Linked DNA regions of Homo sapiens: region 1 is linked to region 2. A link is an interaction called in ENCODE POLR2A ChIA-PET data of the cell type or tissue named here. Cell type or tissue: GM12878. All regions are shown on one strand.

What was found. ChIA-PET counts read pairs that join two places held together with the same protein. Peaks named below come from ENCODE experiments on the same cell type or tissue, not always from the same donor. Only the 100,000 strongest peaks of a DNase experiment are listed, where the experiment ranks them.
Region 1: POLR2A ChIA-PET joins it to region 2 with 5 read pairs; 4 of 35 experiments call an interaction of 5 or more read pairs at or near these places.

The regions. Positions count from the first base shown.
Region 1 is chr16:10,884,850-10,888,849 of GRCh38, reverse strand. The region is part of intron 1 of CIITA (class II major histocompatibility complex transactivator); the gene reads right to left. Among named protein-coding and RNA genes, the nearest start is that of CIITA, 9.6 kb to the right of the region's middle. RefSeq lists an enhancer at 1,454-1,573. In GM12878, no CTCF peak of the experiment used is centred here; no DNase peak of the experiment used is centred here; H3K4me3 peaks cover 3,914 bases; H3K27ac peaks cover 3,860 bases.
Region 2 is chr16:10,818,988-10,822,987 of GRCh38, reverse strand. No RefSeq gene overlaps it. Among named protein-coding and RNA genes, the nearest start is that of TVP23A, 2.2 kb to the right of the region's middle. RefSeq lists an enhancer at 1,447-1,656. In GM12878, a CTCF peak has its summit at 1,474 (motif pointing right); a DNase peak (open chromatin) is centred at 1,607; H3K27ac peaks cover 1,689 bases.

The sequences.
Region 1 (4,000 bases), 66 kb before region 2:
TTTTGAATTGCTGTTGGCCCCCCAGCACCCCGGCGAGGGAAGGCGTGGGTGGCAAGACAATTTCTCCTTTTGAGGAGCCATGTGGGGGCAGGGCAGAGGCGCGGTCTGTGTCTTTTTGGTAAATGGGCAGTATTTTTAGAAGGTCCTCTTTGAAACTGTGCTTCCCCCTGGGCCACCACCTTCCACATCCAACTCGAGAAAATATTCCTGATCTTTTTGCCATCAAAAGTCCTTTTTGGGGTTTATTTTCATCCCCACTTCACACTGCATGCAGGATTTGAAAGGCTAAGTGTAGACACTAAACAGGTGTCTGAAATAACAATTCACCTCTCTCTCCCCCGAGGGAAATCAGGTGTCGCCACAATGTTCTAACTCAGACTTAAACTATCTGAAGATCAGTGCATGCATCTCTTCTGGGAACAGCATAACGTTCCATCTCAGCTGGTGGGAGATGAATGGAGCTCAGATGGTGAGCTTTGGGGTGAAATTTCCCAACTTTCAGGTTATCCCTACCTACCAACGCACTACAATCTGGGTAAGTTCATTTTTTAAACCACTTGGAGCCTCAGTTTCCTTATCTGTAAAGTGGGGGATAATAATTGGCAACTCATAGGATTAGGGGAGTTAAGTTGCATGGAGCCCTTAGAAAGGGGACTGGCGACCAGTAAGTGCTCAATGAACAGTAGCTTAAGGCAGCACAACTTCTGCATGGTGAGTACAATATGCGTGATGACCATTTTTATTATTAATGTGCTTCTTACCTCTGTGAGAGTGACCAGGGGAGATTTCTCTGTGTCTGGGGCTGTGCTAGATGCCTTGCATTTACTATTCTGTTTCAACTGTTAACGGCAACTCTGGGAGATTGTTGTTATTATAGCCATTTTACAGACGCAGGCGCTGAGATTACGTCCAGTTCATTAGATGTTTTCTTCCCAGAGGCGGGGAGTCTATCTTTGAGGGTCTAAGGAGGCACTGAAAGGGAGAAGAAGGCTCTTTTGCTACCCCTAAAAGCCTCCAGCACTGCTCTGAACTGTGATTAAAGAGCATGAGAAGGAGGCCAGGGGTGGTGGCTCACGCCTATAATCCTAGCACTTTGAGAGGCCGAGGCTGGCGGATTACTTGAGGTCAGGAGTTCAAGACCAGCCTGACCAGCATGGTGAAACCCCGTCTCTGCAAAAATACAAAAATGAGCTGGGCGTGGTGGTGGGTGCCTATAATCCCAGCTACTTGGGAGGCTGAGGCAGGAAAATTGCTTGAACCTGGGAGGCGGAGGTTGCAGTGAGCCGAGATCACGCCACTGCACTCCAGCCTCGGTGACAGAGCAAGACTCTGTCTCAGACAAAAAAAAAAAAAGCTTGAGAAGGAATACTTCCCTACTCTTGACCATGAACTTCTCCTCCTGAGGAATAATGGGAAGACCTCTGAACTGTGTGCCTAGAGACATGGTTTGAGTTTCTGCTCTGCCTTTGATCCTGAGTACATTACCTTAGCCCTCTGAGCCTCCGTTTCAACGAGTGTTGGAGCCCCTTCAATTGAGTCTTTTTGAGATTCTGATTCCTCGTTGCCTGGCAGTCTTCTCCTTTTCCTTTCCCCCAAGGCCCCCCCCAACACCAACCTGCTCCCCAACCTCATGACAAGCTGCTTCCGGGGGCCAAATGGTGTTGGGAAGCCAGGGGCCTAGGAATGCCTATCTACCATGACCAGACCCCAAACAGCTTCTTTGTGGGGGTAGTAGCTCAAATGAGTTCCGCTTTTGCTCATGCACCCTGTAGTCCTCCAGATAAACTCTAAGAAACATCTCTCACTTTTCCCCTCTAAAGCTGTAAAACAATGATTCACTGAGCACCCCGTAAGAAAGTCACTGAGCTCAGTTCCTTACTGGCCCCAAAGAGGTTTACCACACAGTCCCTGCCAAAGAGGCTTGCAATGTAGACCCAGATGATATTTTAGGAGAGAGACAAAACATAATAATAGCATAGTGGTTAAGGGTGCAGGCTCTGGGTTCAAATCTTAGTTCCACACTTGCTGTGTGACTTTGCAAATGTTACTCAACCTCTCTGAGTCACAGAATCGACTGCATTTTGTTGGCACAGTGCTTATGTCACTGGGTTGTTGTGACTTACCTAAAGTGACTTAGCGAGTAAGTGGTACTAAGATGTAAACTCCAAAAATAAAACAGCAAAGTGACACTTGATACTGTACAACTGGCAAAAGTTAGACATCTGGGAAATGCCAAGTGTTGGTTACACGGGTTTGTGGGAATGTAGATGGATGGGGCCGCTCTGGAGAACGACCTGGCATCATGTAGAATATCTAAGGATATGTAGATCCTACCACCTGGCAATTCAGCTCTTGGGTCTATATATCCTGAAGAAATGTTCCCACAACTCCCCAGGAGAACCCATCTGAGGATGGTTACTGCTGTGTTATTTGTGGTGACAGAGAGTTGGAGGTCACCTAGGTGTCCATCACTGGGGGTGTGGACAGGTGAAAAGTAACCCCTGCACTCCATAGAGAACAATGTCCGTGATTAGAAGCAAAGATCAAATGCATCAGAAGCAAGGCAAGTAGATCCTAAAAACATAGTACAGAATGCAAAAGTAAGAAACTGTGGCCAGGCGTGGTGACTCGCACCTGTAATTCCAGCACTTTGGGAGGCCGAGGCGGGTGGATCACCTGAGGTCAGGAGTTTGAGACCAGCCTGGCCAAGGTGGTAAAACCCCATCTCTACTAAAAATAGAAAACTCAGCCTGGGTGACAGAGTGAGACTCCATCTAAAAAAAAAAAAAAAAGGCAAAACATGTTTTATAAGAGCACATACAAACAGAAAGATACACCTGAAATGCATTAGAATGGGCACCCAGTATGGGAAATAGGGACATTAATGAAGAGAAAACCCTCATGTGAACCAAAGATCATAGTGTACCATGACCTGGGCTGCACTGGGCAGTTAATCGAAGGTTTAAAGGCCCAGGGGTTGAAAAGAAAAGAAACAAAGGAGGATTCATGGGGTGAGGTTGGTACCTCTATGGCTCACCAACAATAGGGCCTGCACAGAGCCTGGTACCTATAGATGTTCACAAAGAAACAAACCTCTGCTCTTGCCACCCCACAGGCTGTCTGGTGATGGCTTGATTTGTGCCCAAGAGCCCAGGGTCCTGGGGAAGAGATAGGAACATGCTGGACTTGGAGCAGGATGGGGGAGGAGCTGGATGTAGAGGAAGAAGCCCCTCACTCTCCAGCCTGCTGTTTGCAAACCAAGTGTAGATATCCCAGGAGAACGAGACAGAGAGAGGACTTAAGAGAAACTACTGGTCTCACTCAAGACTTTCACTTCCTGGAGTGGCACGAGGAGGTCACAGGAGACGGAGAGGAAACTAAGGCATGTAGCAACACTGCAATGCTCAGGGGCTTATGGGCCTGGAAACAGTTGCAGGATCTGATCATTTGTCCTCAAGGCAGGGAGACTAGAAGACGTGCGTGCATGTGCCTGCATGCATGTGTGTGCATGTGTATGTGTGTAATGGGGGCAGGAGGTCAGATGAGCTTCGTGTCAGGAGAGGTCTGGAGATATTGCTATTGGTTGGCTCTAAATCCCCTTTCTGACCTGCAAGCTCCTCAGCTGTGCCACAGGGGCTTGGCTGCAAAATCAAAAGTTGAATCCAGTCGATAGGCCTATTTGTTTTGTTTCCCAAGCCAATATAAGTGTGTGTGTGTCTAAATCACCATCACAATGTCTCTATATAGAGTACACACAATTGTTACCAGAGGCCCCACTACTCCCTATTGCCTTCTGCCTGGACACATTTTACATCATTATGGCCCCTTTGGTATTTGGATTTGCCACCCTTGGCTTGGAGGCCCTTGCAGGTCCCAAGATAATGGCTTGGGAGGGATGGGTGACTGGGGCAGGGAGAGGCAGGATTCAATTATGTCCTGTCCTGCAATGGAATTGAGGTGTACAGTAGGGTCTTTTTCTACAGAGGGTCTTGGAGGGGAC
Region 2 (4,000 bases):
CTCTGCGTGTCTTACAGCCTGCCATGGTCCTGCCAGACTGACGTCTCCTTCCTCCCCTGGCCGAATGTTCTCCTCCAGCCTCTGGGTTCCAGCACCCTGACCTGTGTTTGCCAGAATTCACACCCAAGCCTCTGCCTCCTGGTCCAGGACTCCTGGGGTCACTGGAGAGAAAGACTGTGTGTGTACCTCTGTCCAGGTGCCCTATGTCCCGGGGGCACGCAGTGTGAGGCCAACAGGAGCCACTCAGGAAAGGCCAGCCCTGTTCTGCTGGGAAGACAGATATCCCCAGCAGAGGCCCCTGACACGAGGCTCCTGTCCTGTGTGCTGCTGGCCCATGGGGGCTCCTGACCCGAGACCCCTCTGCTGATGACCTTAAGTCACTGTCAACAAGGCCGCTGTTTCCTGAGCCCCTATTCAGAGAAAGGAATCTGACATGTTTTCTCTGGTCCTTCATCATCCTTGCCAGGTAGGGGGAAAGTATGGCGCCACTTTACAGATGTGGAGACTGAGGCCAGAGAGGTGAAGTCCCCTGCCTAAGGTGACCTGTCCCCTCCCCAACAAAGCCTGCAGACTCCAGATGTTGACCTCCAAGGTCAGCCAGAGGCCAGTGGCTACCTGAGCCTGGACCTCCTTCCCTGGGGTTGTTCTGGCTTCAAGGTCCCAAGCCCAGCTGCAGGGATCGGAGATGGGGTTGCTTCTCACAGGTCTACTCCCCAAATCCTTCAGGGGCCAAGACCAGTGTGGGTAGGGGGAGGGGAGAGGGCCAGTGTTTCCCAAAGGTCGGGCTTCCAAGCCCTCTCTGCGGCTCTTATTAAGGCAGATCTCCAAGCCGCAACCCTGGAGGTTCAGAAAACCTAGAGTGAGATCCTAAAATCTACCCTTTTGTTTGTTTGTTTGTTGTTTTTTTTCCGAGACTGAATCTCACTGTGTGGCCCAGGCTGGAGTGCAGTGGCGCAATCACAGCTCACCACAACCTCCACTTCCCGGGTTCAAGCGATTCTCCTGCCTCAGCCTCCTGAGTAGCTGAGATTACAGGCTTGCGCCACCATGCCCGGCTCATTTTTTGTATTTTTAGTAGAGATGGGGTTTCGCCATATTGGCCAGGCTGATCTCAAACTCCTGACTTCAAGTGATCTACCCACCTCGGCCTCCCAAAGTGCTGGGATTACAGGTGTGAGCCACTGTGCCCGGCCTAAAATCTACCTTTCAACCAGGTGTCTCTGCCGCAGCCAGTTTTAAAACCAAGATGAGTTCTCTGTGCAACCCTCAGGCCCTCTGCCCACCCCTCAGATTCAGGAAGCTGACCCCACAGAGGGCCGTCTGGGCCACGTGTAGAGGGAGGGTGCTTTCTTCCAAGGAGGGAATAATAGGGCTTCATATGTGGCCCCAGCATCTGTATCCTCAGCCCTCTGCCCCATGTGGACAGGTCAGGAGGGATGGAAGTGACCCTGTATTTATAGAGCCACCTCCAGATGGCAGGAGCTGAGGATATTTCTGGAGGAACCTCCAACCCAGTGGCTGAGAATGACAGTTGGTCCTGACTGGGGATTCCACGGGGGTTTTCCCATGACTCCAGGAACCCCAACTCAACAGACACCAACAGCTGGTGATTCTTAGGGTCAGAGAAAAAGCCCCTAAATGTTCTGCAACGGCTTCTTCCCTCCAGCTGCCCTCCTGCCTCCTTCCTCCCAATATCCCCTTCCCAGGCTGCTGGGGCCCCGCTGGGAGTGGGCCTCTCCGTTCACCCTTCTGGGCAGGAAGAGCTCACAGGCCTTTCTAGAAAACCAGGCCTTGGTGGTTTAGATCTTTACAATTCAAAGGGTGGTCCAGGGAGCAGCAGCATCAGCTTCTCCCACGGGCTCTCAGAAATGCAGGATCTCAGCCGGATGTGGTGGCTCACGGCTGTAATTCCAGCCTTTTGGGAGGCTGAAGCAGGCAGATCACTTGAGGTCAGGAGTTCGAGACCAGCCTGGCCAACATGGTGAAACCCTGTCTCTACTAAAAACACAAAAATTAGCCAGGCGTGGTGGTATGTTCCTGTAGTCCCAGCTACTTAAGGGGCTGAGGCACAAGAATCACTTGAACCCAGGAGGTGGAGGTTGCAGTGAGCTGAGATCTAGCCACTGACTCCATCTCAAGAAAGAAAGAAAGGAAGGAAGGAAGGAGAAAAGAAAAGAAAGGAAGGAAAGAAAGGAAGAAAGAATCTCAGCCCCTGCCCAGACCCCCAGACCCCCAGAACGCTGAGTCAGCATCCAGCTTCTAAGCCAACCCCAGGAGATTCATTTGCAGATTGAGGGGTCAGAAGCACTCATTTAAATCACTGGTTCTTTACCTTGCAGCCCAACACCTGGGAGCTTTAAAAGCACTGGTATAGGGTCCCATCCCCAGAGAGCCTGATTTAATTGGTCCATAACACAATCTGGGCAGTGTGTCTTTTAGAAGCTATCCAAATCGCAGCAGAGTTTGGCAAATATATATACATATACATATATATATATATATATATATATATATATATATATATATATATATACATACACACACACATATATACACATTGTATATATATAAATCTTGGTTCCTGAAGATCGCATAGTAGAGGCTGGGTGCAGTGGTTCATGCCTGTAATCCCAGCTCTTTGGGAGGCCAAGGTGGGTGGATCACCTGCGGTCAGGAGTTGGAGACCAGCCTGGCCAACATGGTGAAACCCCCTCTCTACTAAAAATACAAAATACAAAAATTACCCGGGTTGATGTCAGGCGCCTGTAATACCAGCTACCTGGGAGGCTGAGGCAGGAGAATTGCAGGAACCCGGGAGGCAGGGGTTGCAGTGAGCCGAGATCGCACCATTGCACTCCAGCCTGGGTGACAAGAGGGAAACTCCATCTCAAAAAAAAAAAAAAAGAGAAATGGCATAGGAGAAAGCACTTTCCCTCCACACACACCTGGCAGGCCCTTGTGGGGTCAGCTTAGGGAATTGGGGTGGGGGCGGAGGACAGAAAGCCTGGAACCCAGGCCCAGGATCAGAGATGAGACAGCTCCTGCCTCCACCTCCGCCCATGGAGACCAGCAGTGGGGAAAATGTGTCAGGGGCTTGTGGCCCAGGAGCCCTCTTTGGGGTCACCAGGGGCAGGGGACACGTACCTATTGTCCATGGTGGGAGGGCAAAGGGCAGGGTCACTGGCTTTGGCATCTCGATGCTCAGCCCTCTGTCCGTGGGTGGGGGATCAGGACAGGGAGAGGGCACGCAGGAGAGGAGAGTCACTGTGTCCTGGGCCAGGAAAGACCCTCAGGTGACAAGTTTTCTTTCCTGGGAGGTACCCAGGAAGACTTTCACTTCAAGAAACACTACTATTACTGTCAATAATAGTATTAATACTACTAATAACTTTGCGCTTAATAAGTGCCTGGCACGGCGATGCACGCAGATCTCACTGTGGTTCTGAAGCTGTGGCTATAGCAGCGCCACCCCTTAAAAGGCAGGTGAGGCCGGGTGTGGTGGCTCACTCCTGTAATCCCAACACTTTGGGAGGCTGAGGCAGGAGGATGGCTTGAACCTCGGTGTTCAAGACTAGCCGGGGCGACATAGTGAGACCCTCCTCTCTACAAAAATAAAAATTTAGCTAGGTGTGGTGGTGCAGCCTGTGGTCCCAGCTTTTCGGGAGGCTGAGGCGGGAGGACTGCTTGAGCCCTGGAGTTTGAGGCCACAGTGAGCTACGATGGCACCAGTGCTCTCCAGCCTAGGTGCAGAGAATGTTCCCAACAATCTCTGCACGCAAGAAATTCCCAGGAACCTTGTGAAAAGCAGATTCTCAGGCCCGGCCCGGGGGATGTGGAAGGCCTGGAGTGGGGCCCTAGAATCTGCCTTCCCCACCCCACCCCCCAAAAAAGAACACAGCAGGGCCCATCCTAACTGCATTTTGTCGTGGGGGGTGGGGGCGCGGGGAAGGCAGATTCTAGGGCCCCACTCCAGGCCTTCCACATCCCCCGGGCCGGGCCT